Regions from separate parts of the Mus musculus genome. Here region 2 is linked to region 1. Evidence: chromatin loops called from intact Hi-C (ENCODE). Cell type or tissue: left cerebral cortex. All regions are shown on one strand.

What was found. Peaks named below come from ENCODE experiments on the same cell type or tissue, not always from the same donor. Only the 100,000 strongest peaks of a DNase experiment are listed, where the experiment ranks them.
Region 2: it touches region 1 in a loop (5-fold over the local background); 21 of 42 quality-filtered maps call a loop at or near these places.

Annotation. Positions count from the first base shown.
Region 1 is chr16:56,028,185-56,030,684 of GRCm38, reverse strand. Pcnp (PEST proteolytic signal containing nuclear protein) reads left to right here and starts at 968. Exons shown (of 5, transcript NM_001024622.2): 1 at 968-1,082. The coding sequence starts at 1,019. In left cerebral cortex, no CTCF peak of the experiment used is centred here; DNase peaks (open chromatin) are centred at 916 and 1,545; H3K4me3 peaks cover 2,441 bases; H3K27ac peaks cover 1,852 bases.
Region 2 is chr16:55,972,590-55,975,089 of GRCm38, reverse strand. Zbtb11 (zinc finger and BTB domain containing 11) reads right to left here and starts at 1,286. Exons shown (of 11, transcript NM_173026.2): 1 at 719-1,286. The coding sequence starts at 1,028. Zbtb11os1 (zinc finger and BTB domain containing 11, opposite strand 1) reads left to right here and starts at 473. Exons shown (of 1, transcript NR_027965.1): 1 at 473-1,822. In left cerebral cortex, CTCF peaks have their summits at 1,001 and 1,204; DNase peaks (open chromatin) are centred at 20, 468 and 1,343; H3K4me3 peaks cover 2,059 bases; H3K27ac peaks cover 1,856 bases.

The sequences.
Region 1 (2,500 bases):
ACTCTGTCGGATACTTTTACCTTGAAAGAATAGGGCGATTTAACCAGCAGACAGTTTTACTCCAGACAGTTTTATAGGAGTAAAGAAAACTCCTTGAAAAACACCAAGAAGTGAATAACTTCTAATTCAAAGCAATTCCGAACGTTGAAGCTGGGCTGGGGCGTATTTTAAACGTTATTAGAGAAGGGATGAGTGGAATAGGGTAGATACAAAGCCGACATCTCCAAACTGCAGTAGAGCAAACTACCCTTCTCCGTAAGAAAGACAGCTCCTGCCCTTCGGAGTGTAGCCGGGGATTTTGTTTGTTTTTTATGTATTTTTTTTTAAACAGGTGTTTGAATATATGCAAGTGAGTGTGAACTCTTAGTAGTCGGATTTCTGGAACTGGAGTTATCAGTTAACTGTAGACCACCCAACTGGGAATTGAACTGTCCTCTGAAACAGCAGGAAGCGCCCTTGACCTCCACGTATACCTATTTCTGCTTTTAATGTTTGCTTGCTTGCTACAACTCTCACGCTGAATTTTTCACGAATGCAAAAGCCGCGGAAATTTCTTCCGCCCCAATTTCCGTAAGGCTCTACGACGTGATCTTCCATAAGTCTCTTTTCGGTGTCATTGCACAAATGGAAACGATAATTGCACACCGGACCGCACTGGACGGTGTCAACACTAAGACAGCGTCCGTTAACTGCTGACGTTTCTCTGTAAGAACACAGCCCTATCCCGTAAAATGAAGGACCAGCCGCGACCACCGCTGAGCGTGGAAGCACCTAGGATTGAACCCACCGTTCCACGATCGGTGAGTCCGTACTAACCCGGACGTGCCATCCCACCGCCCAGTCCTCCATAGCCGTCACCACACACCTCGTTCCAGCCAACGACGTCACATCCGTCCCCGTCTCGGGTTCCAGGTCCTCTCTAGGCTGCGGCCTCGCTGGCCCGCCCGAAGCTTTGTGGTTGCTGGGCGGGGCCGTGACGTTCTTGCCCGGGCTGCAGGGGGAGGCCGCGGCGAGGAAGATGGCGGACGGGAAGGCGGGAGAGGAGAAGCCAGAGAAGCCGCAGCGAGCCGGAGCCGCCGGAGGTGAACACAACCCCAGCGTCGCGGGCTACGGGGGCTACTCCGGCCTTTCTTTGGGGTTCCCAGGGCGGGTTGGGGGGCTTTCCGGCATCGCAGGAGCCGGCGGAGCTGGCGCTCGCCCGGCCAGGGGCTGGGCCCTGATGAGTGCCGGGCACGCCCGGTGTGGCCCGCGGGGGAGATCGAGGTCCGCGTCGCCTAATCAGAGAGGCCGCCGGTTACCACCGGGCGGTGCGAAGGGAGGTGGGAGCTTGGCCCGGGAGTCCGAACAGCAGAGAGCTCAGGGCCCGCTGCGCACTCAGGCCGCCGCACGAGCGCCGAGCCGCCGCGGGCACTGGCCGCATGCCGGCTTTCCGAGGTCGCCGGCCTCTCGGTTACACGTAACGAGGGTTGATGCTCTCTTTTTCGCTGCGGAGGTGGAAGACCCCAGCCCACTCTCTGCTGTATTTTCAGACATAACATTTATAAACCCTGCGATGGCATAAGTCGAGGCGATGCAGGGGAGAGGGGAATCTGGCTCAAGCAGCAAACGCTTGAAATTAGGGTTTGATTCGCTTTCTTTCCGGTATCTTTCTTAGGCTGCCAGCAGCGGAGTCTATGTCAGATATTTCGTTGGCGTGGTAGGAAGGTGTGATCTTCCTGTAATTTGTCGCGAAATTAAACTCAGATTATAGCTATCTTTTCGTTCCTCCTACCCCCGTAATTTTTGATGGTGTACATAAAGGAAAAGAAATGCGTAGTCTCTTTTCCCCTACGCCCTTTTGTCGGAAGGATAATTAGCACATGCTTAGAATGTTTTAGCCTTTCACTGTTCTGGCTTTCTTCGGGCTTATCCTTGAAATACTTAAATGTGAGAACATATAGGTTCAGTATCGCATAAAGGCCAAAAGTAGGGTCTACCAAGTTTGTTAATTGCCGAACACCCCCGCCCCCACCCCACCCCCGGTTTGAGCTAGGAGCTCATTTAGCTCTGGCTTCCTGAGTACTGGAATTACAAGCCACGGCCACTTTCTCAGGTCTCTTCCTCATTTTGTTTTTTTTTAAAAATAAACTAGTAAAATAGCTAATGATTTTAGTTCTTACTTTAGACCTTCTATATGTTAAAAGTAGTTTGAGGAAAAACTATAGCCTAAAGTATCTTGGGGTGGCCTTGAACTTAAGGTCCTTTTGCCTTGACTGAGAACATCGTTTTAAGGTACTGCTAAAATGTACCTTAAACGTCTAAAGAAATTCGTGTGTATGTATGCAGTGTACTTGCCACCCTTTCAGTTGAGGGACATTCTGTCCTGTGAATAATATTTCCATCTTAACAGTGTTGGGGTTACATTGATTATTTTATGTTGGTAACTTAAAATAGCAGCCCTTTTCTTCATAATTTGCCTGATTTCGTAAAGCTCACTTTAATATCAGACATACAGGGGTCA
Region 2 (2,500 bases), 56 kb after region 1:
GCTGAGGTGGGAGGAGTGCCACACTCAAAACAAGAAAAAACATACGACACAAGTGTCATCATTCCTCCTAATAAAATAAAACCTCTTATGGTATGTCGGTCTTGTCCCATCTCCCGAGAAAAAGGATCTGGCAGTCTGGAAGGCTGCCTAATGCCCTAAAACCGGGACTCACAGCGACTGCGCCATCATTAGTCCTAATAACCACATTATTCCTTGTTTCTGTGTCGCAGTTGCAGAAACAGACATTTGGACCTAGTCCAATGGCCAAATCCGAGCGGCACTCACTGGGAGACGGCAGCCAGGGTTTGGGACAGCTTTTTCTACGGCAGAAGGGAGAGGGAGAGGGTAGGTCTGCCTCTGCCTCTGGGTCTCCCACCATCCCCTAAGGGCCTCGGGGGCGGGCCCAGATAGGCCGCACCACGCCCTCCACCGCCTGGCCCGGCCCCGAGGGAAGCCCCCGAAGCCCCACCCCGGGCGAGGGTCCGCCCCCAGCCTCCCGGGCCTCCTTCCTGTAGGGGAAGTGCGGCTGCTTTCGCGTCCCCAGCCCGCTCTGCTCCGCTTGGCTCGGCTGGGTCCCGCGGTTGCCGCGCAGCCGAACGGACGCACGCACGCCTCCGGGCTAAGGATACGGCCCGGTCCCCAGACTTGAGGGCTCGCGGGTGCGCACGCAGGCCGGGCCGAGCCGCCCCCCTCGGCCCCCGGGGCCCGGCGCACTCACCTCGCCACCAGTAGGTCTTGGACAGGTCGTGCCAGGTCTGGTGCCGGGTGTGGTGGGTGCCCCCGGGGCCCAAATGGGCCGCCTCGATGAGGCCCTGGCGACGCTCCGGCTGCAACACCACCTCCAGCTCGGCGAAGGTCTTGCGGTGCCGCTGCCGCCGCTGGTAGTAGAGGGTCCCGCCGCGCACGACGTAGCAGGCGGCGGCCTTGCGGATCTTCCGCTTGACATTGCCCTCGGTGCCCGGCGCATAGGGCTCGCGTTCGTTCGTCAGGTAGCGCAGGATGGCCCGGTAGCTCTCCTCGCTTGACATAGCCGCCGGCAGCGCCCTCGGGGGCGCCTGTCAGTGGTAAGGAGAGGCAGACAGCGCCGCGGCTCGGGAGAGGGGCCGCGGCGACCCGGGGAGGAGCGAAGGCGACGCCTGTGGTGGGCGCTCTCTCTCTCCGAGGGCGCCCGCCTGCCCGCCCGCCGGCAGCGCGGAGGGGAAGAACCGACCACCTGGTAACCAGGGGGAACTGCACTTCGGCAGCGCGCGGGATCCGCTGGCGACTGACAAAATGGCTGCTGCACCACCGGAAGTGACGCGCGGGAGCGGGGCGGGGCCGCCACCCCGATTGGAGCGCGCTACGGCTCTGCGCTCCCAGGGAGCCGGCGGTGTGACGTCAACACTGCGGAGGACATGTTGGAAGAGGGAACGCGCTCTCTCGGGCAGATACGGGGGTCCTCAGCAGACATCTTAAGTCTTGGCAGGGCCCTCCCCCACCGCCCTCCCTTTCCTTTCCCACGCTCTCTGTAAAGCCACGTGTTTGAGCGGTTCGCTGTTTGTTTCCCTGAGACCCTCCCCGTAAACGGTAACTGAGTCAGTTGTTCTGTATACTCTGAGACTAGATATACCAGATACCGCCGAGTTTGAAACTGTAGCAATTGATTGCCACTGTCTGAGCCTCTGGGCCAAATACTGTCGCAGTATTACCGAGCATTAAGTGCTTCAGTGTTACGAATTTTCTCCAAACTACCTAAGTAATTTTCTAGAAACATCACCATGGTGACGACTATGCAGGTCCAGATTGCTTAGATGATTAAATAACATGCAGAAGTAACTCTCAATCCCGTTTCCTTGTAATGCCCGGACGCTTTGTGCTTATTCCTTGAAGCTAGAAGGTTCCAGGCTTCCCAACCCAATGACTTTAGTTAAAGAAGCTATTTTTCTTTATTTCTGCCTAGAAGACACACACATTATCTATGACGCTTTTAAACGTTTGTGGTACCACAGGTAAGGAGCAAGCAGGTGGCAGTGGGCTCAAGAAACCAGACAGTGGTTAGAGTGTTTCCATCGTCTATGAAGGAAATGAAGGGTAAAAATGGAGAGCATCTTTCTCCCAAGAGATTCAGATACAGGTTTGTACAGGGTGTGGCTTCATGACCTTTGTACTTTAAAAAAAAAAACCGCTAACGGGATATTTGAATCAAATCTTGAGAATACACATAAAAAGAATGTTGCCAATACAATTAAGATCCATCTAAGCATTTGCAGGTAACAGGAACTGTTACAGCCAGGCGTGGTGGCGCACTGGGAGGCAGAGGCAGGTGGATTTCTGAGTCCCGAGCCAGCCTGGTCTACAAAGTGAGTTCCAGGACAGTGAGCTCTAATATACGGAGAAACCCTGTCTCGAAAAACCCAAACAAACAAAAAAAAAAAAAAGAGAGAGAGAGAAAACCCAGGAACTGTTACTGGTCTTTTGGTTTTTTTTTTTCCCTTTAATCAGACTTTCCTAAGAAAAGCTA